Regions from separate parts of the Homo sapiens genome. Here region 2 is linked to region 1. A link is an interaction called in ENCODE POLR2A ChIA-PET data of the cell type or tissue named here. Cell type or tissue: PC-9. All regions are shown on one strand. Each heading gives the region's core, and the rest is flanking DNA. Links, peaks and the distances in the headings are about the cores only.

Region 1 (15,774 bases), core at 5,687-13,686:
CCACTCAGTGAAGCTTCAAGGTGCAGACTCCTCCCTCACCAACCCCGAGCACCACAAGTTACCCAACAGCACTGGCAGCCAACCCTCCCTGAAGAACACAGCAACGGCAGAAAAGCAGCCAACGGGGATGGACGAACCTCCCAGGCAAGGGTCTGCACACAGACTGGTCGGGGCCATGATGGATGGCCACATCCCTGAGCCAGTGCATCTGAGCCCTGATCTCCAGGCAGGCTTCCTGTAGCACCTCCAACACCTCACCTCACTCCTGGCCAGGTCTCAGGGCAGCAGAGTCAGGGTTGCGTCTCACCTCATGTCTCCAAGCTTCCTGCTGATGGCAGAGCCCACTGTGGACAGGGCAGCTGAAGTCTTCTGTCCTGCCTGTGAAAGAGTTTCCTGAGTCTTCTTGTAGCTGGAAGACACACCAGTTAAATCAACCAGACAGCATGGGCGGGTCACCACCCACAGCCAAGCAAACAAAGCACTGGGAGCACGCCCGAGGAAAACTGAGGAAAGGAGCTGGGCCAAGGGGTGGACACTCGCCAGGTGTCTACAGAGGGGGTGCAGGCCCAGAGCCCCTCGGCCCCCAGAGGCCCCTGCGGCGAGGAGCCGCCTGTGCATTGCTCGCTCACTGAGCTCTCGGCGACCCTGCCGAGTCTCGGCCCCCCAGCCCTGCAATGACGCTGCTTTCTCATCTCACAACCCAATTTCACCCCCTTGCCTGATACCCACTAAGCTCGCTTTCCTGTCTTCTCACAGCCCCTCTGACTACAGAGAACACGCCCCATTTGCCTGCTAGAGCGGACGGGCCCCCTGAGGTGCACGCCTGGCAGGCAGTGCCAGAGCAGAAAGGCCTCTCAGTGCCCTGACCGGCCCATGCGTGCAAGTTTCCCTTTCCTCTTCCCAAATGAGACTGTGCTGAGGGGAGAAAATGCAAGCTCAACCACGTCTGTGGGGAACGAGCGTCACAGAGTGGCCATGCAGCCCGCAAGGTGCCCCTGCTCCAGACGGCGGGGCCCCGTGTGCCTTCAGAACATCGGACAGTTCCATTCCCAGGCCTCTTTTCACAGTGCAAGGGTCTGTCCTGGCCCCTAGTGAAGGCCCCGCTTCTATCCCCTCCAGCTCCCTCCAGTGTCCACCCACATGGGTACATCCCATCAAAGCAAAGCTCTAGGGCCTTGGCGTCTGCAGGACAGGCAAAGGGCAGCAGGCAGGATGCTGTGGCTGCAGGGATACTGTTGGGCCCACCATGACAGTCAACACCTGAAGTCGCTGGCCCTCATCCAGCTGCCACCATAAACACAAAACACAGCAGACTCTGACATAACAAAGTCCAAAATGCGAACCCACAGCCACCTTATCACGGCTCCTCCCTCAGTGAAGCCAGGGAACTCGAGGCTGAATGGAGATGGGCTCCCAGGACCATCTTGGCGTTACCAGTGCCAACCTGGAGAGCTGGCAAACCCAGCCAAGCCCTGAGTGGCATCTGGGATGACTGGCGCCAGAGAAGGCACAGGCTCCTCCTGCTCCCACTGGCGGCACCAGGTCCCAATGATGGGCCTTCCGGAGCCCTTACTCACAGGCCCTCCCACCACTCCCTGCAGAAGGCCCGTGTGAGCTGAGTGCTACTACTCTCCAGCCCCCAAACAGTTGACAAGAGTGTGTGACCCACCAAGTGTGCCCTGGCAGCGCATCCCAGCGCAGCTCTCTCATGCCCGCCCCCGGCCCAAGGCCTACCAGAGGATGCACTTTCTTTCTTTTTTTTTTTTTTGAGACAAAGTCTCGCTCTGTCACTCAGGCTGGGGGGCAGTGGTGCAATTTCAGCTCACTACAACCTCCGCCTCCGGGTTCAAGAGATTCTCCTGCCTCAGCGTCCCAAGTAGCTGGGATTACAGGCACCCACCACCACGCCCTGCTAAATTTGTCTTTTTAGTACAGATAGCGTTTCACCATGTTGGCCAGGCTGGTCTTGAACTCCTGACCTCAGGTGATCCACCCGCCTCGGCCTCCCGCAGTGCTGGGATGACAGGTGTGAGCCACTGCGCCCAGCCCGCTCGGATGACAGGTGTGAGCCACCGTGCTCAGCCCAGAGGATGCACTTTCCCATCCAGGCTCCGTGCAGCTGGAATCATGGCTGTTTTTAAATTTTTTCTTCTTTTATTAATAAAACACCAGTTATAAGTAACTAATGACCTGCTATATTTAGTTTCAAAAACACAAATTCTTTTTTTTTTTTTTTTGAGACAGAGTCTTGCTCTGTAGCCCAGGCTGGAGTGCAGCAGCACCATCTCGGCTCACTGCAAGCTCTGCCTCACGGGTGCACGCCATTCTCCTGCCTCAGCCTCCCGAGTAGCTGGGACTACAGGCGCCCGCCACCACATCCGGCTAATTTTTTTGTATTTTTGGTACAGACGGAGTTTCACCGTGTTAGCCAGGATGGTCTCGATCTCCTGACCTCGTGATCCGCCTGCCTCAGCCTCCAAAAGTGTTGGGATTACAGGTGTGAGCCACCGTGCCCAGCCCAAAAATACAAATTCTGAAGACATCTTTAACCTTGATTTTCCCTGAAATAACAAATGCATAAAACCATGTGAACATTCTGTGGTTCGCTGAAGCAAAGTCACCTGCAGCAGAGGATTCTAAAGCGCTCACAGCACCTGCATTTGTGCCTAAAGAGTGGGGATGGGGAAGCTGCACCTGCATTTGTGCCCTAAGAGTGGGGATGGGGAAGCTGCACCTGCATTTGTGCCTAAAGAGTGGGGATGGGGAAGCTGCACCTGCATTTGTGCCCTAAGAGTGGGGATGGGGAAGCTGCACCTGCATTTGTGCCTAAAGAGTGGGGATGGGGAAGCTGCACCTGCATTTGTGCCCTAAGAGTGGGGATGGGGAAGCTGCACCTGCATTTGTGCCCTAAGAGTGGGGATGGGGAAGCTGCACCTGCATTTGTGCCTAAAGAGTGGGGATGGGGAAGCTGCACCTGCATTTGTGCCCTAAGAGTGGGGATGGGAAAGCTGCACCTGCATTTGTGCCTAAAGAGTGGGGATGGGGAAGCTGCACCTGCATTTGTGCCTAAAGAGTGGGGATGGGGAAGCTGCACCTGCATTTGTGCCCTAAGAGTGGGGATGGGGAAGCTGCACCTGCATTTGTGCCTAAAGAGTGGGGATGGGGAAGCTGCACCTGCATTTGTGCCTAAAGAGTGGGGATGGGGAAGCTGCACCTGCATTTGTGCCCTAAGAGTGGGGATGGGGAAGCTGCACCTGCATTTGTGCCCTAAGAGTGGGGATGGGGAAGCTGCACCTGCATTTGTGCCCTAAGAGTGGGGATGGGAAAGCTGCACCTGCATTTGTGCCCTAAGAGTGGGGATGGGAAAGCTGCACCTGCATTTGTGCCTAAAGAGTGGGGATGGGGAAGCTGCACCTGCATTTGTGCCCTAAGAGTGGGGATGGGGAAGCTGCACCTGCATTTGTGCCCTAAGAGTGGGGATGGGGAAGCTACACCTGCATTTGTGCCTAAAGAGTGGGCATGGGGAAGCTACACCTGCATTTGTGCCCTAAGAGTGGGGATGGGGAAACCGAAGTTGGAGAGAAAACAACCGCCTGTGCCCGGCCTTCAGAATGAGATGTGGGGTCCTGAGCGTGACCTGTGGGTGGGTAAGTACCACCCACACAAGGAGGATCGGAATGAGATGCGGGTCCTGAGCGTGACCTGTGGGTGGGTAAATGCCACCCACACAAGGAGGAGGGTCCTGAGGGTTCCTGGCCACTGACCACTGGCCACTGACACCCGGTGCCACTGTGATCAGTCCCTGCTGTGCCATAAACCACACTCAAGCCCCTGGGGGCCCCACAGCCCTCAGCATTGCTCGGGTGTGGAAATGAGGGGGTCACAAGGGAACCTCCTCTAGAAACAGGAACCTCCAAACTGGGATGGCCCTGGAAACAATGGGCATCACCTGCATAGCCTGAGGCCACCACCAGCGCCTCCCTGGCCTTCTCTTCCTACAGCAGGTCCCTGCCCAACAGCTGTGGCTCTGACCTCTCCCTTCCCCTTCTCAGTCCCATCCTGGGCCTCCAAGGTGGCGGCAGCAGCTGTGAGGCCCCCTTCCAAGGCTCACAGCGCTGCAGGCCTGTTCTGAGAGCGTCAAACACACAGGCACACACATTCCTCAGTGGACCAGAAGGCTGGGTTGTTATTACTCCATGACAGATGGGGAAGCTGAGCCCGGGAGGAAGGGGCAGGGGTCAGAGCCAGCATCTGCACCCAATAACTAGCTTCAGCTCTCCTTGAGAGCACCGGGCCGGGCAACCCCAGCCAGCACCCATTTGGGAGTTCCTAAGACCTTCTAGGAAGAGAGCCCTGGACAGACAGCGGTTTCGTCCCACTGCCAGTGAGCTGTCCCCTGGGCAGCACAGGGCATCTGGGGGACATCCTTGCACTCCCCCTCTCCTGAGTCTGTCTCTGGGGGCTGCCCCCACTCCCACTCAGGATGGACAAGTGATCCAGGCCTGGCCAGAGCACACCACCTCCAAGGCCGCAGCCATTAGTCCAGGGAGACCCATATGGGGCCACACTGTTGGGCTGCAGCAGTGGGGGCAGGGACTTCTCTGCCTGGTGAGTGCTCCCACCTCCCTGTTTGGTTGATGCTACCTTGAGTCGTGCTTTCTGTCACCTGCAACCAAAACAACTCCAAGTGAACCAGCTCATAACTGCAGGATCTATATGATGCCCCTCTCAGCACTGAGGTTTTTAGTTACCTCTGCCTATAAATAGAATGCAACAGGCAATTGTTTCACCACTCGCAGAACACAGCTGCTCTCGCATTCAGACATGACCCACTGAGAATGTGGCCGCATTGCAGCCTCATGGGGCCAGGCACCAGTGCTATCCTCCACCCACCGGCCACGTTCTCCTTCCCGTCCATCCTCCAGGGCGCCAATAGCTGAAAGGATCTACAAACACGTGGGTCAGGATGCAGGGAGCTTTTACTGCCTTCCCCTGCAGAGCTCTGGGCAGTGGAGGTACATCTACAGCCCATCTCCTGAAGCTGACTAGGAGAGGCACCAGCCAGGAAGAGCACGCGCCATGGCCACATCCTCAGGCCCCACCTCCCAAGCCGCATCCCTTCCGTCTGGGCCGTCCCGGCAGAAACCACCGCCCTCGGCCTCGGCCGTCCCGGCAGAAACCATCGCCCTCGGCCTGGGCCTTCCCACCAGAAACCATCGCCCTCGGCCTGGGCCGTCCCGGCAGAAACCATCGCCCTCGGCCTGGGCCTTCCCGGCAGAAACGCTTCCACTCTGGAACCGTCAGTTGACAGCTCTCGCCACAGAACTCAGGGGAATGGCCTCGGCCAGGTGATGCACTGGCCATATGCTTCCATGCTGAGCCACAGGTTTCTCCAGAGGGGTCGGGACGCTGAGTGTTGTAATAAGCTCTCTAAAACACTATTTATTTGAAATAGGATCCCGGCAGCTTTATGTCAGTTGGTTTTACAAAACAGCACTGAAGTCTCCTAAGACTATTTTCAGACTGAGTCTGCACTGTGCGTCCGCCTGATGCCCAAACTGCAAGGATGACCGTCACTGTCCCAACCTAGGAACCATCTGCTGCCCAGCAAAGTCACTGTTCAACAGCCCGAGACACAGCCCACCAGGGTCCCTAGAACACCCTGCTCAAGCCGGGTGCAGTGGGTCACGCCTGTCATCCCAGCACTTTGGGAGGCCGAGATGGGCGGATCACGAGGTCAGGAGATCGAAACCATCCTGGCTAACACCATGAAACCCTGTCTCTACTAAAAATACAAAAAATTAGCCGGGCGTGGTGGTGGGCGCCTGTAGTCCCAGCACTTTGGGAGGCTGAGGCAGGCGGATCACGAGGTCAGGAGATTGAGACCATCCTGGCTGACATGGTGAAATCCTGTCTCTACTAAAAATAGAAAAAATTAGCCGGGCGTGGTGGCGGGCGCCTGTAGTCCCAGCTACTGGGGAGGCTGAGGCAGGAGAATGGTGTGAACCCGGGAGGCGGAGCTTGCAGTGAGCCCAGATGGCGCCACTGCACTCCAGCCTGGGAGACAGAACGAGACGTTGTCTCAAAAAAAAAACCAAACAAACAAAAAAAACCCAGGGCAACATGCCATGAACCACCCGGGTCCCCAGAGCACCCAGATGTACAGCTGGCTGCTGTAGCCATGCCCACAAACCGCCCGGGTCCCTGGAATACCCAGGGCAACATGCCGTGAACCGCCCGGGTCCCCAGAGCACCCAGATGTACAGCTGGCTGCTGTAGCCATGCCCACGAACCACCCGGGTCCCTGGAATACCCGGGGCAACATGCCGAGAACCGCCCGGGGTTCCTGACACCAGCCTCCCACCGTGACACCAGACGCAAAGGCTCCATGTGCACGCAGTGCCAGCCTGGTCCCCCAGGACCTTCAAGACAAGCTCGGCAGCAACTGCTTCCTTTCAGACCAACATGGGAGGACTTTCTGCCCATGTTCTGTGGCAACGATTACAGCGCTTCCTTCTAAATAACAGATGAAAAAATCCCACAGAGACTATTTAAAAATATTCCCCTCCTCAGTTTAAAGACGTTATAATCAGATCAGAGCACAAGTAAATGAAGTGCTATTATCTAGTTTAAGGATCTCCAAATATTAGGAGTCACTCTGAACAACACCACTGACACACACATACAAAACTATCCACACTTGATCCACACTGGCTGATGCTCTGACAATGCAGTGCCTCCCAGATCGTGAGGATTTCAAATTTCCACCAGCATATCCTACACCATGCCCTCCACTCAAGAACTACCCCTAAAGGAGGAAAGGAATTCTGAGAACCCAACAGCTGGAGCTAAGCAGGGAAAAGGGTTAGGGTTAGAACAAACAAAAATTCGCCACCAACAAACCCAGGCCAAGTGGTGTTGTCCAGCTTGTGCACTGCCGGAAGCCAAGGAGCTCTATTAGTTAGAGATACAGCCAGGACCAGTGCAGGCCTCTTACATAAGGGACGCATATCAGGCAGAGGGGAGTTTTAAGTGTGGTCAGGTGGCTGAGTGAGTTTCTCTCAGCTACTATTCCCTGTTCCACAAAAGTTTAAAGGATAGTTTACCTGAGAGAAGAAAAGTTATAGGAAGAAAAAATAGCCAGCAAATACCAAAACAAGCTTTGTGCCAAGTGTGCACAGCCCCCTTCCCCGACTGAGTGTCAGGAGGCGGAGAGGAGGAAGGAGGAGGTGCTGATGATACAGGCACTCACAGGTCTGACTGGGTCACTTTCTCATTCCACTCTCCAAGTTTCTCAGAAGTTTTCACATAGCTAAAAACAGAAAGTCTACAGTGAATTATTTAGAAGAACAATTTTAACTCAGGCATCAAACTGCAGGTGAAGTTCCAGGGAAGACAGAGAGGGACCAGCTGGCAGGAACATCAACTCCACAGACGGCCCAAAAATGGGGTCCACTGCCTCAACCAGGCCCTGTGCAGGCCCCAGGCCGCCAGGTGAGCTGTGGGTATAGCGGAACTGATGTTCCCTTTTCTGTCACCTGGCAGTAGCCCCTGGTCTCTCGCTAGGAGATTCTTGGGCAACAGCACTGCTGTGGGGGACTGGAAGGGCACAGCCCACAGCTCCAAAACACCCTTGGGATTCAAAACTTACGATGTCCTAGGACAAAAACATGGGCCTCTCATATGTGAGATTTATGAAATGTGACCTGTTCTGTCTTTGTATAGGAACATGTCTTCTGGGAAACATTCCACAGCCACCCCAACCTTGAAGGGTATGTTTCAGAGAAGCCACGTGGACAGGGCCAAGTGAGAAAGCAGCACTCCCCAAATTCAGAGCTGAGCGACATCTGGGACAGGTGTCCCAGGGTTATAGGACCACGTCGTCATGTAGGACCACGTCGTCATCGGGGAGGGTCAGAGTCCCTAGGGTTGTGGGACCATATGGTCCTATATATAAATATATATATATATATATTTTTTTTTTTTGAGACAGAGTCTTGCTCTGTCACCCAGGCTGGAGGGCAGTGGCATAATTTTGGCTCACTGCAACCTCCGCCTCCCGGGTTAAAGAGATTCTCCTGCCTCAGCCTCCCTAGTAGCCGAGATCACAGGTGCGCACCACCACGCCCAGCTAAATTTTTTTATTTTTTAGTAGAGACAGGGTTTCTCCATGTTGGTCAGGCTAGTCTTGAACTCCTAACCTCAAGTGATACACCCGCCTCAGCCTCCCAAAGTGCTGGGATTGTAGGCATGAGCCACCATGCCCGGCCCATATGGCCATATCTGGGTCAGAGGCTGTGACCATGCCACACCCACAACAAGGACCACAGAAAAACCGCTCTTGCCAAGGACCTGATCAGTGCTCTCTCAAGTCTGGACCCTGAAACAGTCTTCCTATCATTTTCCACCAGGACAACTAGCCAGTGTGTCTGCCTTTTTAGAACACGTATATAAGCCGGATGTGGTGGCTCACACGTGTAATCCCAAGCATTTTAGGAGGCCAAAACAAGAGGATTGCTTGAGCCCAGAAATTTGAGACCAGCCTAGGTAGCAAAGCAAGACCCTGTCTCTATAAAACGTGAAAAAATTAGCCAGGCATGGTGGCGCACGCCTGTCATCCCAGCTACGAGGGGGGTTGAGTTGGGAGGATTGCTTGAACCCAGGAGGTTGAGGTTGCAGTGAATCATGATTGCGCCACTGCACTCCAGCCTGGGTGACAGAGCGAAACCATCTCAAAAAAGAATAATAATAAAAAAAAAAAAAAGGCCAGCGTGGTGGCCAGCACTTTGGGAGGCTGAGGTGGGTGGATCACAAGGTCAGGAGTTCAAGACCAGCCTGGCCAACATGGTGAAACCCCATCTCTACTAAAAACACACACACACACACACACACACACACAAAAAAAAAAATCAGCCGGGCGCGGTGGGAGGCGCCTGTAATCCCAGCTACTTGGGAGGCTGAGGCAGGAGAATCGCTTGAACCCGGGGGGCAGAGGTTGCAGCGAGCTAAGATCACGCCACTACACTCCAGCCTGGGCGACAGAGTGAGACTCTGTCTCAAAAAAAATAATAATAAAGTACACAAAAACTTAAAAATAAATAAAACACATGTAGACACCAAGCTTTTTGAACAAACAAGGCACAGTCGCTGGGCCAAGGGCTCAGAGCCTCTCTCTGGATCCTTCCAAACAGGCCACTCAACTCCACGGCTGCAACTCGTCCCTGGGCATGACGACGCCCCCCCACATGCCGGGGCACGTGTGGTGCCCGTTCTCTTCAGCCCCCAGGGGTGCGCCTGGGGCAGGTACCTACGCGCTAGAGACCTGCACGTCATGCCAGCTCCTGGACAGGTTCTGTTTCAGCTCCCCCAGGGTGGAGAGGCCCAGCCTCCTCTTGAGCTCTCCACAGTGCCTCTCCTTGGCTGCCAGGACCTGGCGCAGAGTGACAATTTCCTCTTCCACCTGCAAAGCATGCAGTTGACATGATGAGCCATCACTACTGCAGGAAGTGACTAACATCCTCATGCACAGTGCCATGAGTTACACAAGAACTTTCCGCTTACCAAAGCATTAACTCGTCCTAGGAATAACAGCATCTACAGCAGACATCTGATTTTTGGGTTTTGGTTTTTTTTTTTTTTTGAGATGGAGTTTCGCTCGTCGCCCAGGCTGGAGTGCAATGGCACGACCTCGGCTCACCGCAACCTCTGCCTTTCAGATTCAAGTGATTCTCCTGCCTCAGCCTCCCAAGTAGCTGGGATTACAGGCGTGTGCCACCCTGCCCGGCTAATTTTGTATTTTTAGTAGAGATGGGGTTTCACCATGTTGGTCAGGCTCGTCTCAAACTCCCAACCTCAGGTGATCCTCCCACCTCAGCCTCCCAAAGTGCTGGGATTACAGGCGTGAGCCACCGCGCCCAGCCAGCAGACATTTGTTTTTATCTGGTACTAGGAACTTGACTCCAGGGAACTATCCCATGCCCCACAACTAAATGGTTCTGGGAGAGCTACCAATCACCATGTCCATTTGTGGTCATGAGGAATGGCCCAGGATGACCATGCCAGGTTTGTCCGAGCTCTTTACTAGGACTGGGCATGGTATTAAAAAGGTGAAGACCGGCCGGGCGCAGTGGCGCATGCCTGTAATCCCAGCACTCTGGGAGGCCAAGGCGGGCGGATCACGAGGTCAGGAGATCGAGACCATCCTGGCTAACACAGTTAACACAGCGAAACCCTGTCTCTACTAAAAAATACAAAAAATTAGCCAGGCACGGTGGCGGGCACCTGTAGTCCCAGCTACTCGGGAGGCTGAGGCAGGAGAATGGTGTGAATCCAGGAGGCAGAGCTTGCGGGTGAGCCAAGATTGTGCCACTGCACTCCAGCCTGGGTGACAGAGCGAGACTCCATCTCAAACAAAACAAAACAACAACAACAAAAAAATGGTGAAGACCCTGGCCGGGCACAGTGGCTCACGCCTGTAATCCCAGCACTTTGTGAGGCCAAGGCAGGCAGATTATCTGAGGTCAGGAGTTTGAGACCAGCCTGGCCAACATGACAAAACCCCGTCTCTACTAAAAATACAAAAATTAGCCAGGTATGGTGGTGCACGCCTGTAACCCCAGCTACTCGGGAGGCTGAGGCAGGAAAACTGTTTGAACCCAGGAGACAGAGGTTGCAGTGAGCCGAGATCATGCCACTGCACTCCAGCCTAGGTGACAGACCGAGACTGTTTCAAAAACAAACAAACAAACAAAAAACAGTGAGGATCCTTTTCCCTCAGGGCTCTCAGTCTGGGCTTGGACAATAGAAGCTGGAACTGTTGGCAGCCGGGCACCGTCTGCACTCATAGAATTCCATATGCAGAGAGGAGGAGGCAGATGGACAGTGACACAGGTGACAGAAAAAAACACCCTTAAGAAAACACTTGTGTTCCTGAGGTCAGTTCCAAACCTTGGCAAGAGTCAGTTACACGAACCAAAAGGTAAATTATCTTTTGTGCTTAACGTAGTTAGAACTGAGCAACAGAAAGATTCCTGATCATGAAGACTTGAACTTTCTCAGGTCTTTAAAAAAAAAAAAAAAAAAAAAGAACATGACCTCTGAAAGGGGCATCATTCAAAGCTTTACCACTTTAGAATGAGTTCTCAGTATCTTCAGCTCATATATGACTAGCTTCTCTTTAAAAATTCTCTTTCTTGGCCGGGTACGATAGCTCATGCCTGTAATCCCAGCACTTTGGGAGGCCGAGGCGGGCAGATCACCTGAGGTCAGGAGTCCGAGACCAGCCTGACCAATATGATGAAAGGCCGTCTCTACCAAAAATACAAAAATTAGCCAGGCGTGGTGGCATGCACCTGTAACCCCAGGTACTCGGGAGGCTGAGACAGGAGAATCACTTGAACCTGGGAGGCAGAGGCTGCAGTGAGCCAAGATCGCACCATTCCACTCCAGCCTGGGCAACAAGAGCAAAAAGTCTCAAAAAAAAAAAAAAACTCTTTCTTGCGTGTAATCCCAGCACTATGGGAGGCTGAGGCAGGCAGATTACCTGAGGTCTGGAGTTCGAGACCAACCTGGCCAACGTGGTGAAACTCCGTCTCTACTAAAAATACAAAAATTAGCCAGGCATGGTGCTGTGCGCCTGTAATCCCAGCTACTCGGGAGGCTGAGGCAAGAGAATCACTTCAACTCAGGAGGTGGAGGCTGCAGTGAGCCCAGATCACGCCACTGCACTCCAGCCTGGGCGACAGAGTGAGACTCCGTCCTTAAAAAAAAAAAAATTCTCTTTCTTGGCTGGGTACAGCGGCTCGCATTTGTAATCCTAGCACTTCGGGAGGCTGAGCCAGGTGGAGCTCTTGAGACTCGGAGTTCGGGACCAGCCTGGCCAACATGGTGAAACTCTGTCTCTACTAAAAATACAAAAATTAGCCAGGTGTGGTGGCAGGCGTCTGTAATCCCACCTACTTGGGAGGCTGAGGCATGAAAATCACTTGAACCAGGGAGGCAGAGGCTCCAGTGAGCTGAGATCACGCCACTGCACTCTAGCCTGGGCGACAGAGCAAGACTCTGTCTCAAGAAAAACAACAAAAAAAAGCAATACAGAACTTCACCTTGTAGGGGCCGGGCACAGTGGCTCACACCTGTAATCCCAGCACTCTGGGAGGCCAAGGTGGGTGGATCACAAGATCAGGAGTTTGAGATCAGCCTGGCCAACATGGTGAAACTCTGTCTCTACTAAAAATACGAAAATTAGATGGGCAGGGAGGCACGCGCCTGTAATCCCAGATATTCGGGAGGCTGAGGCAGGAGAATCGCTTGAACCTGGGAGGCGGAGATTGCAGCGAGCCGAGATCACACCATTGCACTCCAGCCTGGGCGACAGGGCGAGACTCTGTCTCCAAAAAAAAAAAACAAACCCCATCTCGACTAAAAACACAAAAAAATTAGCCGGGCGTGGTGGTGGGCGCCTGTAGTCCCAGCTACTCAGGAGGCTGAGGCAGGAGAATGGCGTGAACCCGGGTGTTGGAGGTTGCAGTGAGCCGAGATTGCGCCACTGCACTCCAGCCTGGGCGGCAGAGACTCCGACTCAAAAAAAAAAAAAAAAAAAAAAAAACTTCACCTTATTGTAATTCAACTCTGAAAAAAACCTTGTGGATTTAGTTTCTAAACTCACATATTCTGAAGTTAAATGGAAAGCAAAGTGTCCTTGGACTTCCTGCTACTCTCCTTTAATCTTCTAGGCTAGAAATAGCTGTGTGATGTCCTCAGGATCTGAAACCTGGTCCTCAGACTCAGCGGCACAACCAACCTTACTCAGACCTAGGCCTGGACCCAGATTCTGGAATTAAACCACATCACAGGGTGAAAAGAAAACTCTTGGCAGTTGGTTTGACTAAAAATTATGGTTGGAGGCTTTTGTTCTTAATTCCTACATTACTCTTAAGGGACTCTCACTTAAAGAAGATCACATAAATACTTTTTAGAAAAGAAGTTTTTGTTTTGTTTTTGAGACAGGGTCTCGCCCTGTCACCCAGGCTGCTGTGCAGGATGCAATCACAGCTCACTGAAGCCTTGACCTCCTGGCCTCAAGCAATCCTCTCACCTCAGCCTCCTGAGTAGCTGGGACTACAGGCACATGCCACCACACCTGGCTAATTTTTGGGGGTAGAGACAAGGTCTCACTGTGTTGCCCAGGCTGCTCTCAAACTCCTGGGCTCAAGTGATCTTCCCACCTTACCACCCTGTCCTCCTAAGGCGCTGGAATTACAGGCATGAGCCACTGCATCCAGCCAAAATAAATATGTTTAAAAGAAAACTTAAGATCCAGGACAAGAAAGATTCATGGGGTCTTAAAAATGATTATCAAGTGTTAATTCCAACAGAGACACTCCCAGCAGATGGCTGCTCAGAGGCGGTTCATGTGTGAACACTCCTCAGGGAGCACTTAGGAAGGGCCAGGCACAGAGGTATGGGAAGGGAGTCATGCCCTGTCTCCACTGCCAGGTGGCTCTGAGTCCAGTGCATGGAGCTGGGCACATACAAAGAGAACCCCGTTATCAGTCGGAACACAGAGCAGGGTAGGTGACCACCCAGGGCAATTCCTCCCGAGCGTGGCCAGTACCCTGGCCTCTCACTAATCCAAGAGGGCCTTAACTCCAATTCACCCCAGGACAGACAGCCAAGCCACAGCACCTTGGTAAGCTCAGCCCTGAGCTCCTCCTCCTCAGCCTCTGTCAGACCCTCAACAGCAGGAGTCCGGGCAGCCACACCTGTGTCGACAGGAACATCCGTCATGGAGTCAGACAGCAGACCTTTGTTAGGAGAATTCAGGTTGATATCTGCCAGAGACAAAATGAGGCCACAAAGTGTCAAATAAGTTAGTTCCAAGTAAATACGGTAGAGGTCTCTAGCAGGACAAAAGCACAGGTGGGAGTGGGTGAGACCCTGGAGACTAACACCTCTTCTCTGAAAGGTCTGTGAGGACAGCATGGGCAGTAGACGAGGGCAGCCACACCTCAGACCACCTGAGCTGAAAAGCCAATGCCACTTGTGCTGCTTCAGGGCACGACAAATGCCGGCCCAAGGCAGGCAAACCCGAATTCTGGCTTCCCAGTGAGAATACTATCGTCAGAGGCAGGAAACCCTTGCTACAGAGAAAGCAGCTCAATCTAACAGACCTTCCACCTTTTTTTTTTGATGGAGTCTCACTCTGCCTCCCAAGCTGGAGTGCAATGGTGCGATCTCAGCTCACTGCAACCTCCGTCTCCCGGGTTCAAGTGATTCTCCTGTCTCAGCCTTCGAGTAGCTGGGATTACAGGCGCACGCCACCACGCTGGCTATTTTTGTATTTTCAGTAGAGACGGGGTTTCGTCATGTCGGCCAGGCTGGTCTCCAATTCCCGACCTCGGGTGATCCGCCCGCCTTGGCCTCCCAAAGTGTTGGGATTACAGGTGTGAGCCACCATACCCTGACAAATTTCCACTTTTTTTAAAAAAAGGAACCTAATATGGTTAATATACACAATAAGCATCACTTTCCTCTCAACACATCTGACAGAGCACATGCTAAAATTACGTACTAGGAGCACATGCTGCTCATTCAGCTCCTTCAGGGAGGCAGCAAAACAAAATTCCCTTTACTTACCTCCCGATTCTCATCCCACTGCCAGAAGGCCGCCAGCAGGCAGAGAGGTGCAGAGCGGTGTGCTGCCACCACACACCTCAACTACACCCAGATCACATTCAAATTCCTGCAGCCACTGTTTTTTCTTCATGTCAAATGCATCTTCCTGACTACCCTAAAAGTCTACAAGATTTCACATAAAGAAAAACAGTCTATTTCGATTCTCTCCAAATCCAAGCACATGACTATTGTAACACTTTCCCTGTTGACCAAAACATTCTGAAAAGAAACAGGCTTACTGCCAGGCGCAGTGGCTCATGCCTATAATCCCAGCACTTTTGGAGGCCGAGGCAGGTGGATCACATGAGGTCAGGAGTTCGAGACCAGCTTGACCAAAATGGTGAAACCCCGTCTCTACTAAAAATACAAAATTAGTTAGCGTGGTGGCACGCGCCTGTAGTTCCCAGCTACTTGGGAGGCTGAGGCAGGAGAATCACTTGAACCCGGGAGATTACAGGCGTTGAGCCACCACGCGCGGCCAAAAAAAAATTCTTTAAAAAAAAAAAGAAAAACTGGTCGGGCGGGGTGGCTCATGCCGGTAATCCCAGCACTTTGGGAGGCTGAGGCGGGCGGATCACCTGAGGTCAGGAGTTCAAGACCAGCCTGGCCAATATGGTGAAACCCCGTCTCTTTTTTTTGAGACTGTCTCAAAAAAAAAAAACAAAAGAAAAGAAAAAGAAAAAAAAACTATGCCTTTTAAAAGACAACACAAAGACACCAGATTAAATGCACTTAACAAAGATACTCTTCTTAAAAGCTGGCTGCATCTCACTCCCTTCAAATGTCCCATAGGACTGGAGCCGTGTGCACTTCCTTGGCGCTCCACAAACGCTTACTAAACGAAGCGTATCCACTTTTTTATCCACTGATTCTCTTTTTTTTTTTTTTAGACGAGTCTTACTCTGTCACCCAGGCTGGAGTGCAGTGGCACGATCTCCGCTCACTGCAACCTCCACCTCCTGGGTTCAATCGATTCTCCTGCCTCAGCCTCCCAAGTAGCTGGGACTACAGGAGCACACCACCATGCCCGGTTAATTTTTTTATTTTTAGTAGAGACGGGGTTTTGGCACGTTGGTTAGGCTGGTCTCAAACTCCTGA
Region 2 (12,420 bases), core at 2,323-10,322, 120 kb before region 1:
TCTCACCATCACCATGTTGCCCAGGCTGGTCTTGAACTCCTGACCTCAAGCAATCCTCCTACCTTGGTCTCTCAAAGTGCTAGGATTACAGGCATGAGTGCCTGGCCCAAAAAGTTTTACAATTTCTATGTAAACAAATTTCAGGCTGGGCATGGTAGTTCACACCTGTAATCCCAGCACTTTGTGAGGCCAGCGCGGACAGATCACTTGTGCCCAGGAGCTCCAGCCCAGGTTGGGCAACCTAGTGACACCCCATCTCAACAAAAAATACAAAAATTAGTTGGGTATGGTGGCACATGCCTGTAATCTCAGCTACTTGGCAGGCTGAGGTGGAAGGATCGCCTTAGCCCAGGGAGGTCAAGGCTGTATGTAGCCAGCCATGATTGTGCCACTTTTTGTTTTTGTTTTTGTTTTTTATTTTGAGACAGTCTCACTCTGTTGCCCAGGCCGGAGTGCACTGGTGCAATCTCGGCTCACTGCAACCTCCAACGCCCGGGTTCAAGCAATTCTCCTGCCTTAGCCTCCCAAGTAGCTGGGATTACAGGCGCCCGCCACCACACCTGGCCAATTTCTGTATTTTTAGTAGAGACGGGGTTTCACCATGTTGGCCAGGCCAAAAGTAGTATGTTCCTTCGTGGTATCTGATATGCATATCAGAAAGAGTTCTGTACTTCACTGGTGTCTAGAGCACCTAGTCTCCAGATCAAAGTACACGTTCCATGCAGGGCCACAAGACAATTTACTGAGAGGCAGGAAAAAAACACACTTTTTAAAAAATTATTATTTTATATTTTAAAAAAAGGCCAAGTGCAGTGGCTCACACCTGTAATCCCCGCATTTTGGGAGGCCAAGGCAGACAGATCACCTGAGGTCAGGAGTTCAAGACCAGCCTGGCCAACATGGTAAAACCCCGTCTCTACAAAAAATACAAAAATTAGCCGGGTGTGGTGGTGGGCACCTGTAATCCCAGCTACTCAGGAGGCTGAGGTAGGAGAATCACTTGAACCCAGGAGGTGGAGGTTGCAGTGAGCCAAGATCACACCATTGCACTCCAGCCTCTGAGTGACACAGCAAGACTCTGGGTCAAAATTTTAAAAATCTGCGGAATTATTCAGGCAAAAATCAAGCCAAAAAAAAAAAAAGGAGAAGGAGAAGAAGGAGGAGGAGGAGAAGGAGGAGAAGAAAAAGGAGAAGAAGAAGAAGGAGAAAAAGAAAACAAAACAAAATTAAACTGTCTAAACCTGTCCACAGGAAAATGCTGTGTGACAAACTCACCTGGCTCAGCCTCATGTCCATCAGAGTGTTCCTCGCTTGGCCAATCTTCCTCATGTCCAGCTCACCTGTGCCAGGTGTCATCAGTCCTGGCGTCATTCCACCTGGGTATGGAGTGTTTAGTCCACCTGGATAGGGTGTGTTAAGACCTCCAAATTGCTGGAGGGGAAGAGAGGAAAGGCAAGAATAAAACAACGGTTTGCACTGCATGCCCAAGAAATTTACTCTCTGAAATACTTCCCCAGTGGCCTGACATATGCACAGCTGTGCAGACAGACTCGGCCACAGCATAGCCATGACCTGCAGAAGCATTGAATCCAACACCACCCACCATTCCTGCCACTGATCTAACAGGACTAAATGGGCCACATGTGCCCTTTTTTGGAAGCTCACAGTTTGTCGGGGATCCACTGAGGTATGGTTCTCTCCGGTCTGTAAATGTTTGGCAAAGAAACTGTCAGGAACAGGGGTCAGCTTCTCATAGCGTGGGTTCCGCTGACGTTTATTTCTGGCATCGCCAACCTCGGGGATGCTCAGCCACTCTTCTTCTGTGACTTCTGCCAACTTCCTCTGGAAATATCCAGCCCCCAAAAACATTAATTCTCTGACAGAATTTCATGTGCCCAGGTAGGACCATGCCCTCTCTCACCCCTAGCCTCCAGATCACCAAGCTTTAGAAGGGATTTGGATGCAGCAACTGTTTTTTACTTTTGTTTTGAGATGGGTCTCATTCTGTTGCCCAGGCTGGATTCAGTGGCACAATCACAGCTCACTGCAGCCTCAACCTCCCAGGCTCAAGTGATCCTCCCACTTCAGCTTCTCAAGTTGCTGGGACCACAAGCGTGGGCCACCATGCCTGGCTAAGTTTTTATTTTTTGTAAAGACAGGTTCTCCCCAAGGCTGGTCTCAAACTCCTGGGCTCAAGTGATCCTCCCACCTCAGCCTCCCAAAGTGCTGAGATTACAGATGTGAGCCACTGTACCCAGCCCCAAAAATAGTTTTCTACTTCACTTAGAAAAATCAATTTAGGCCGGGCACGGTGGCTCATGCCTGTTAATCCCAGCACTTTGGGAGGCCAAAGCGGGCAGATCACCTGAGGTCGGGAGTTCGAGACCAGCCTGACCAACATGGAGAAACCCCATCTCTACTAAAAATACAAAATTAGCCGGGCATGGTGGCACATGCCTGTAATCCCAGCTACTAGGGAGGCTGAGGCAGGAGAATCGTTTGAACCTGGGAGGCGGAGGTTGCGGTGAGCTGAGATCGCGTCATTGCACTCCAGCCTGGGCAACAAGAGCCAAACTCCGTCTCAAAAAAAAAAAAAAAAGAAAAAGAAAAGAAAAATCAATTTATTGGATCTGTTCAACTTCACTAAAATGTAAATTATTCTCTCAAAGCCCAGGGGACACAGTTTAGAAAATCTTACGTATAAATGGGGCCAGACGTGGTGGCTCACGCCTGTAATCCCAGCCCTTTGGGAGGCTGAGGTGGGCAGATCACTAGAGTTCAGGAGTTTGAGACCAGCCTGGTACACATGGCGAAATCCTGTCTTTACTAAAAATACAAAAATTAGCTGGGTATGGTGGCAGGCACCTGTAATCCCAGCTACTTAGGAGGCTGAGGCACAAGAATTGCTTGAACCTAGGAGGTGAAGGTTGCAGTGAGCTGAGACCACGCCACTGCACTCCAGCCAGGGCAACAGAGCCAGACTGCCTCCAAAAAAAAAAAGAAAAAAGAAAAAAGAAAATCTTAGGTATAAATGGAGTCAAAATTACAAAGAAAATAAGTTCATTTGTCCTACCTTTTACAGTAGGGGAAGGGTTTTTTTTTACACACATATAATTAAACATACTGAAGCAAACACTTTCTTCTTCTAAGCAATGACCCCCTAAATTAAAAACGTAAAGTCTCATAAATTCCACGTAAGAGCAGTCTGAGTCTCTGCGGGTTAGGGTGAGAGCGTTAGAAACCGCACACCATTCACCGCTTCATCGGCTCACCTTGAGGTCTGAGAACTGCTGTTGGATTTTGGGGCGTTCCATACGATATTTCTCTATTTCTTCTTTCTCCCTTTGCTCCCTAGGAAATAAAACATGCACACATCAGAAACACTGCATGTCTGTTCTGAAGCAAATTTATTATCCATCTCAATTAAATCACCAAAAAGAACAATTCCATACTCTTAGTAGCTAAATCAAATATATATATATATATATACATATACACACACACACACACACACACACACACACACACACATTTTTTTTTTTGAGATGGAGTCTTGCTCTGTCACCCAGGCTAAAGTGCAGTGGCGCAATCTCAGCTCACTGCAACCTCCACCTCCTGGGTTTAAGTGATTTTCCTGCCTCAGCCTCCCAAGTAGCTGGGATTACAGGTGCTCGCCACCACTCCCAGCTAATTTTTGTGTTTTTAGTAGAGACGGGGTTTCACCATCCTGGCCAGGCTGTTCTCGAACTCCTGACCTTGTGATCTACCCACCTTGGCCTCCCAAAGTGCTGGGATTACAGGTGTGAGCCACCGCACCCAGCCCAAATCAAATATATTTTAAGGTAACTATGAATACATTCTTAGCTGGGCATGGTAGCACACACCTGTAATCACAGCTACTTGGGAGGCTGAGGCAGAATCATTTGAACCCAGGAGGCAGAGGGTGCAGTGAGCCAAGATCGCACCACTGCACTCCAGCCTGGGCAACACAGAGAGACTCTGCCTCTAAATAAATAAATATAAATACATTCGTAAGTCTACTAATTCAATTATCCACCAAATAAAAACATGTAGAAATTCATTAAAATAAAAAAAAAAGATCTTACTTTGATCTAAATACCTCCATTTGGACATGTGTATATTTACTGCTTGAAAATTCACAAAATCCCAAAGGTAGGACCATCCCATAAACACCTAAGAAGGCCAGGCGTGGTGGCTTACACCTGTAATCCCAACGCTTTGGGAGGCCGAGGTGGGCAGATCACCTGAGGTCAGGAGTTCAAGCCTGGCCAATGTGGTAAAACCCCATCTATACTAAAAATATGAAAATTAGCCAGGCGTGGTGGCGCATGCCTGTTATCCCAGCTACTCAGGAGGCTGAGGTAGGAGAATTGCTTGAACCTGGGAGGTGGAAGTTGCAGGGAGCCAAGATCATGCCATTGCACTCCAGCCTGGGTGACAAGAGTGAAACTTCGTCTCAAAAAAATAAAAATAAAAATAAAAATTAGCTGGGCATGGTGGTGGGCACCTGTAATCCCCAGCTACCTGGGAGACTGAGGCAGGAGAATCATCTGAATCCAGGAAGTGGAGGTTGCAGTGAGCCAATCTAGCCTGGGCGACAGAGCGAGACCTTGTCGCAAAACAAAACAAAACAAAACAAAACAAAAAAACACCTACAAGGAAAAACAGTAACTATCCTAGTTACCACCAAACACTCCAAACACTCTACTGAACTCATCCCACCTTTCCTTCCTTGCTTCCTTCTCTTCCAAGTAAATAGTTCACCTCTAACCAACTCAGCTCAGCTGCACAGCTCTATGTGCCAGAACATAACCCATGTAATTGCACTTCGGTGTTGAGACTACATGTGAGGATATGGTATTCACAGTACTGTTCTTCCTACTTGTTTGTATTACGACAGTTTTCAGAATAAAAAGTTTTAATAAGTACACTACTTTTTTTTTTTTCTTTGAGACAGTCTCACTCTGTCACCAGGCTGGAATGCAGTGGTGCGATCTCAGCTCACTGCAACCTCCGCCTCCTGGGTTTAAGTGATTCTCGTGCCTCAGCCTCCTGAGTAGCTGGGATTACAGGCATGCACCACCACACCCAGCTAATTTTTGTATTGTTAGTAGAGACGGGGTTTCACCATGTTGGCCAGGATGGTCTCGATCTCCTGACCTCATGATCTGCCCGCCTCGGCCTCCCAAAGTGCTGGGATTATAGGTGTGAGCCACCGTGCTCGGCCAAGTACACTACTTTTTAAAAACATTTAATTTAATGGCTTTCTTCATGGGTCCGTGTCACCTGCTGTTTTTTGTTTTGTTTTTGTTTTAGAGACACGGCCTTGGTCTGTTGCCCAGGCTGGAGCACAGTGGCATAAGCATAGCTCACTGTAGCCTCTAATTCCTAGGCTCAAGCGATGCTCCTGCCTCAGCCTTGGGAATGTAGCTGGAACTACGGGCATGTGCAACTGGCTAATTTTAATTTTGTTTTTGTAGAGACAGGGTTTCACCATGTTGCCCAGGCTGGTCTCGAACTCCTAGACTCAAGTGGTCCTCCTGCCTTGGCCTCCCAAGGTACTAGGATTACACATGTAAGCCACTGCACCCAGCCTGATGTTTTTTAAAATGCATTAACCCTGGAGGTTCCAATCAATTTTTAAAATGTAGGGCTGAGTGTAGTAACTCATGCCTGTAATCCTAGCACTTTGGGAGGCCAAGGTTAGGGGAGGCAGGTGGATCACTTGAGGCCAGGAGTTCAAGACCAGCCTGGGCAACATAGACAAAAATTAGCTGGGTGTGAGCCTGGCGTGGTGGCTCAAGCCTGTAATCCCAGCACCTTGGGAGGCCAAGGCAGGCAGATCACAAGGGCAGGAGTTCAAGACCAGCCTGGCTAACATTGGTGAAACCCCGTCTCTACTAAAAATACCCATCTCTACAAAAATCAGCCGGGCGTGGCGGTGCATGCCTGTAATCCCAGCCACTTGGGAGGCTGAGGCAGGAGAATCACTTGAACCCTGGAGGCGGAGGTTGCAGTAAGCCGAGGTTGCGCCATTGCACTCCAGCCTGGGCAATAGAGTGAGACTCCATCTCAAAAAAAAAAAAAGAAAAAAGAAAAATTAGCTGGGTGTGGTAGCACGTGCTTGTAATCCCAGCTACCTGGGAGGCTGAAGCAGGAGAATCGCTTGAGCCAGGAATTGAAGGTTACAGGGAGCTATAATCAAGCCACCGCGCTCCACCCTGGGTGACAGAGTAAGATCCTGTATCCAAAAAAAAAAAAAAGTGAAATGCAATGCCATTCACGTTTAATTACTATAGGTATAAAATTTATGCACAATGATTTAATAACGAGCTTCTAAAAAGATGTCCAGGCCAGGCACATTGACTTATGTCTGTAATCCCAGCACTCTGGGAGGCCAAAGGATATGGTTTACATCTGTGTCCCCATGAAATCTCATGCTGAATTATAATTCCCAATGTTTGAGGTGGGGCCTGGTGGGAGGCCACTTGAGTCTTGAGGGCAGACCCCTGATGGCCTGGTGCTGTCCTCGAGGCAGCAAGTTTACATCACGTAAGATCTGGTTGTTTAAAGTGTGTGGCAAGACTGGGCACGGTGGCTCATACCTGTAATTCCAACACTTTGGGAGGCTGAGGCGGGTGGATCACTTGGGGTCAGGAGTTCAAGACCGGCCTGGCCAACATGGTAAAACCCTGTCTCTACTAAAAACACAAAAATTAGCCAGGTGTGGTGGCGCGTGCCTATAATCCCGGCTACTTGGGAGGCTGAGGCAGAAGAATCACTTGAGCCTGGGAGACTCAAAAAAATAAAAAATAAATAAAATTCCAGAAGAACTATATTTTACTATTCTAAAATTATCTTCAAAAAATAAAACATTCTACATACATCACAGGAAGTTATGATTACATGTATAAAAAGCAACAGAGCTGGGCGCAGTGGCTCACGTCTGTAATCCCAGCACTTTGGGAGGCCGAGGTGGATGGAGCACAAGGCCAGGAGTTTGAGACCATCCTGGCCAACATGGTGAAACCCCGTCTCTACTAAAATACAAAAACTAGCCAGGCGTGGTGGCAGGCACCTGTAATCCCAGCTACTTGGGAGGCTGAGGCAGGAGAATTGCTTGAACCCGGGAGGCAGAGGTTGCAGTGAGCCAAGATAAAAAAAAGCAACAGAAAGAGGAAATGAGCCAAAATGTTAACTGTTACTTTCTAGACTTATGAATAAATGTTATGCTTTTACCCATACTTACTCTTATTTTCCTAATATTCTATAATGAGAACTTTTTATTTTTTTCCTTTTTGAGACAGTCTCTGTGGCCCAGGCTGGAGTGCAGTAGCGCACTCTTGGCTCACGGGAGCGAGCCACCACACCTGGCTTCCGTTCGTTGCCTGTGCTTGTGGGGTATTACTCAAGAAATCTTTGCCTAGTCCAATGTCCTGTAGAGTTTCTCCAATGTTTTCTTCTAGTAGTTTCAGCTTGAGGTCTTAAAGTCTTTTAATTTGATTTTTGTATGTGGTGACAGAGAGGGGTCTAGTTTCATTCTTCTGTATATAGATATCCAGTTTTCCCAGCACCGTTTATTGAAGAGATTGTCTTTTCCCCAATAAATATTCCTGGTACATTTGTCAAGAATGAGTTCACTGTAGAGGTACCTATTTGTTTCTGGGTCCATTCTGTTCCATTGGTCTATGTGTCTGTTTTTCTGCCAGTACTATGCTGTTTTTGTTACTACAGCTCTGTAGTATAATTTGAAGTCAAGTGTTCCCCCAGTTTTGTTCCTTTTGCTCAGGATAGCTTTGCCTATTCTGGGTCTTTTTTGGCTCCATGTACATTTTAGAATTATTTTTTCTTTTTCTTTTTTTTTTTTTGAGACGGAGTCTCACTCTGTTGCCCAGGCCGGAGTGCAATGGCACGATCTCAGCTGACTGCAACCTCTGCCTTCCAGGTTCAAGTGATTCTCCTGCCTCAGCCTCCCAAGTAGCTGGGATTACAGGCACCTGTCACCATGCCCAACTAATTTTTGTATTTTTAGTAGAGATGGGGTTTAGCCAGGCTGGTCTCGAACTGCTGACCTCAAGTGATCCACCTGCCTCAGCCTCCCAAAGTGTTGGGATTACAGGCATGAGCCACTGCACCTGGCTATTTTTTCACTATCTGTTAATAATGTCCCCAGTATTTTGATACGGATTGCATTGAATCTGTAAATTACTTTGGGTAGTATGGATATTTTCTTTTATTTTAAGATGGAGTCTCACTCTGTTACCCAGGCTGGAGTGCAGTGGTGCAATCTCAGCTCACTGCAACCTCGACCTCCTGGGTTCAAGCGATTCTCCTGCCTCAGCCTCCCAACTAGCTGGGACTACAGGCGTGCACCCCCACACCCGGCTAATTTTTGTTTTTTGGTTTTTTTTTTTTTTGAGACAGAGTCTTGCCCCGTCACTCAGGCTGGAGTGCAGTGGTGCAATCTCAGCTCACTACAACATTTGCCTCCTAGGTTCAAGCAATTCTCTTGCCTCAGCCTCCTGAGTAGCTGGGATTACAGACGTGTGCCACTACACCCAGCTAATTTTTGTATTTTTAGTAGAGACAGGGTTTCACTATGTTGGTCAGCCTGGTCTCAAACTCCTGACCTCAAGTGATCCACCCACCTCACTCTCCCAAGGTGCTGGGATTACAGGCGTGAGTCCCAGCGCCTGGCAACTTTTGTAATTTTTTTAGTAGAGACAGGGTTTCACCACGTTGGTCAGGCTGGTCTCGAACTCCTGACCTCCAGTCATCCACCTGCCTCGGCCTCCCAAAGTGCTGGGATTACAGGCGTGAGCCACCGTGCCCGGCCATTTTTGTATTCTTAATAGTGACAGGGTTTCTCTTTGTTGGCCAGGCTGGTCTCAAACTCCTGACCTCAGGTGATCCACCCACCCTCAGCCTCCCAAAGTGCTGGGATTACAGGTGTGAGCCACCACACCTGGGGGCATAGCCTGCAACTTTAATCAATTTGTCAGTTCCAATAGTGTTTTGGTAGAGTCTTTAGGGTTTTCTAAATATAAGATCATATCATCTGCAAACAAGGATAATTTAACTTCTTCTTTTCCAATCTGGATGCCCTTTTATTTATTTCTCTGGTCCGACTGCTCTAGCTAGGACTTCCAGTACAATGTTGAATCACAGTGGTGAAAGTGGGCATCCTTGTTGCGTTCCAGTTTTTCCCCATTCAGTATGATACGAGCTGTGGGCCTACCATATGTGGCTTTTTTTTTTCTTTGCGACACAGTCTCATTGTGTTGCCCAGGCTGGAGTGCAGTGGCACAATCTCAGCTCACTGTAACCTCCACCTCCTGAGTAGCTGAAATTATAGGCCTGAGCCACCACACCCAACTAATCTTTGGATTTTTAGTAGAGACAGGGTTTTACCATGTTGGTCAGGATGGTCTCAAACTCCTGACCTCAAATGATCTGCCTGCCTGGGCCTCCCAAAGGGCTGTGATTACAGGCGTGAACCACCCCATCCAGCTGTATATAGCTTTTATTGTGTTATGCTCCCCCCCCCTTTTTTTTTTTTTTTTTTTTGAGACAGGGTCTCGCTCTGTGGCCCAGGCTGAAGTGTGGTGGTATGATCTCAGCTCACTGCAACCTCTGCCTCCTGGGCTCAAGTAATTCTCCCATCTCAGCCTCCTGAGTAGCTAGGACTACAGGTGTGTGCCACGAAGCCTGGCTAATTTTTGTATTTTTTTGTAAAGAAAAGGTATTACCCTCTTGCCTAGGCTGGTCTCAAACTCCTGAGATCAAGCAGTCCTCCCGCCTCAGCCTCCCAAAGTGCTGGGATTACAGACGTGAGCCACCACACCCAGCCTGAGGTATGTTTCTTCTATATGCAGTTTTTTGAGAGTTTTTATCATCAAGGAATGTTGAATCTTATCAAATGCATTTTCAGAATCAATTAAAATGATTAGGCCGGGCGCAGTGGCTCACGCCTGTAATCCCAGCACTTTGGGAGGCCGAGGCAGGTGGATCATGAGGTCAGGAGATCAAGACCATCCTGGCTAACACAGTGAAATCCCGTCTCTACTAAAAATACAAAAAATTAGCCAGGCGTGGTGGCGGGCAACTGTAGTCCCAGCTACTCAGGAGGCTGAGGCAGGAGAATCACTTGAACCCAGGAGGTGGAGGTTGCAGTGAGCTGAGATTGCGCCACTGCACTCCAGCCTGGGCAACAGAGCGAGACTCCGTCTCAAAAAAAAAAAAAAAAAGATCATATGGTTTTTGTCCTTCATTCTGTTGATATGATGTATAACACTGATTAATTTGCATATGTTGAACCACCCTTGCACTTGTATCCCCTGGGCAAAATGCCACTTGGTCATGATGAACGATCTTTTTTTTTTTTTTTTTTTGAGATGGAGTCTTGCTCTTGTCTCCCAGGCTAGAGTGCAGTGTTGTGACCTCGGCTCACTGCAACCTCCACCTCCCGAGTTCAAGCGATTCTCTTGCCTCAGCCTCCCAAGTAGCTGGGATTATAGGCGTACACCACCCACCATGCCCGGCTAATTTTTGTATTTTTAGTAGAGACTGGGTTTCACTAGGTTGGCCAGACTGGTCTTGAACTCCTGACCTCAGATGACCCATCATCCGCCCACCTCGGCCTCCCAAAGTGCTAGAATTACAGGCGTGATCCACTGCGCCCAGCCGATGAACCATCTTTCTAATGTGTTGTTGAATATGGTTTGCTAGTATTCTGCTGATTTCTGCATCAGTGTTCATCAGGGATACTGACCTAACATTTTCTTTTTTCAGTGTGTCTTTGTCTGGTTTTGGTATCAGGGTAATACTGGTTCTGTAGAATAAGTTTGGAAGTATTCCCTCCTCTATTTTTCAGAATAGTCTGAGTAGAATTGGTATTAGTTCTTCTTCAAATATTTGGTAAAATTCAGCAATGAAGCAATCAGATCCTGAGATGTTCTCTGCTAGGACACTTTCTGTTACAGCTTTGATCTCATTACCTTTTATTGGTCTGTTCAGGTTTGGGATTTCTTCATGGTTCAATCTTGGTAGCTTGTATGTGTCATTTAACATCTTTAATTCATTTGCAAATTACTCAACATATAATAATCAAGTCAGTAGGCCCTTTTCATTTCAAAGATGGTAACCCTGATGTATCGTAAAAGTAATCCACAAAATTCTGCTGATTTCTGGAAAAACTTAAGAGTTCTTAAGCTCTCCACTGCAGCCCCCAGGCCCTAAGGCTGTTCTGTAACAGCCCAGTGCTTATCCAGGCATGGCTACGACAGACCAAGACCCTCAGGTGGCCTAAAAGCTAAGCAGACACACATACTCTATTGCAACTTTTCTCCAAATATAAAACAATTCAAAACAAAACTTTTTTTTTTTTTTGAGACAGGGTCTCACTATGCCAACCAGGCTGGAATGATCATGGCTCACTGCAGTTTCTACCTCCTGGGCTTAAACGGTCCTTCCACCTCAGCCACCCAAGTAGCTGGGACTACAGGTGTGTACCATCTGGCTAATTTTTAAATTATTTGTAGAGATTAAGTCTCCCTACGTTGCCCACACTGGTCTCAAACCCCTGGGCTCTAGCTATCGTCCTACCTCAGCCTCTCAAAGTGCTAGGATTACACACGTGAGCCACTGCGCCTGGCCACAAAACTTTTTTTTAAACTTGGATAAATATTGTGAAAGGCAACAATTTCTTTTACCGTCTTTCTTTTCTTCTTTCATCCATCCTTTTATCCAGGGCTGCATAGATAGCATCTGCTTCCTCATCATCTTTCTCGTAGGGTCCACTTGAGAAGAGGCTCCCAGCATAGCCATTAAACTGAGAAGCAAACAACACGTGTAGAGGTCAGCTTTTCCTTCAACACCATCCCCACCAGCGAAACGGAGATCTCTACTTGTGAAATACTTGCTAAATTATTTTCTTCAGCCAACGAAGCCAAATCAAGGGACAGTCTACCATATAACTGGTGACTACTCTTCAAGCGTCAAGGGCATGGAAGACAGAGGAGACCCCCAATTGGAAGGGACCAAGGAGACATGACGAAATGCAATGGGGGATCCTGGACTAAGCCTAAGCCAGAAAGCGGACATTCATGGAAAAACATGAAATGCAAATACGACTGACAAATTAGTTAATAGTACTGTGTCAATGTTAACTCCTTCGTTTCAATAACTGCACTAAGGTCATGTAACATCGGGAGAAGCTTGGTGAAAGACATGCAGAAACTTTTTTTTGGGGGGGCACTATTTTTGCAAATTCCTGCAAATTTAAAATTATTTCAAAACTAATTTTTTTTTTTTTTCTGAGACAGAGTCTCGCACTCTCGCCAAGGCTGGAGTGCAGTGGCGCAATCTTGGCTCACCGCAACCTCCGCCTCCCGGGTTCAC

Evidence for each region. ChIA-PET counts read pairs that join two places held together with the same protein. Peaks named below come from ENCODE experiments on the same cell type or tissue, not always from the same donor. Only the 100,000 strongest peaks of a DNase experiment are listed, where the experiment ranks them.
Region 2: POLR2A ChIA-PET joins it to region 1 with 14 read pairs; 24 of 35 experiments call an interaction of 5 or more read pairs at or near these places.

Annotation. Positions count from the first base shown.
Region 1 is chr20:63,867,354-63,883,127 of GRCh38, reverse strand. TPD52L2 (TPD52 like 2) reads right to left here. Exons shown (of 7, transcript NM_003288.4): 2 at 13,687-13,832; 3 at 9,312-9,460; 4 at 7,253-7,312; 5 at 308-409. Among named protein-coding and RNA genes, the nearest start is that of TPD52L2, 10 kb to the right of the region's middle. RefSeq lists enhancers at 1,318-1,487, 2,029-2,198, 4,790-4,959. In PC-9, for the core only: no CTCF peak of the experiment used is centred there; a DNase peak (open chromatin) is centred at 9,517; H3K27ac peaks cover 410 bases.
Region 2 is chr20:63,984,338-63,996,757 of GRCh38, reverse strand. It overlaps PRPF6 (pre-mRNA processing factor 6), which reads right to left. Exons shown (of 21, transcript NM_012469.4): 3 at 11,733-11,851; 4 at 3,273-3,351; 5 at 1,666-1,842; 6 at 1,276-1,431. Among named protein-coding and RNA genes, the nearest start is that of PRPF6, 9.4 kb to the right of the region's middle. In PC-9, for the core only: no CTCF peak of the experiment used is centred there; no DNase peak of the experiment used is centred there.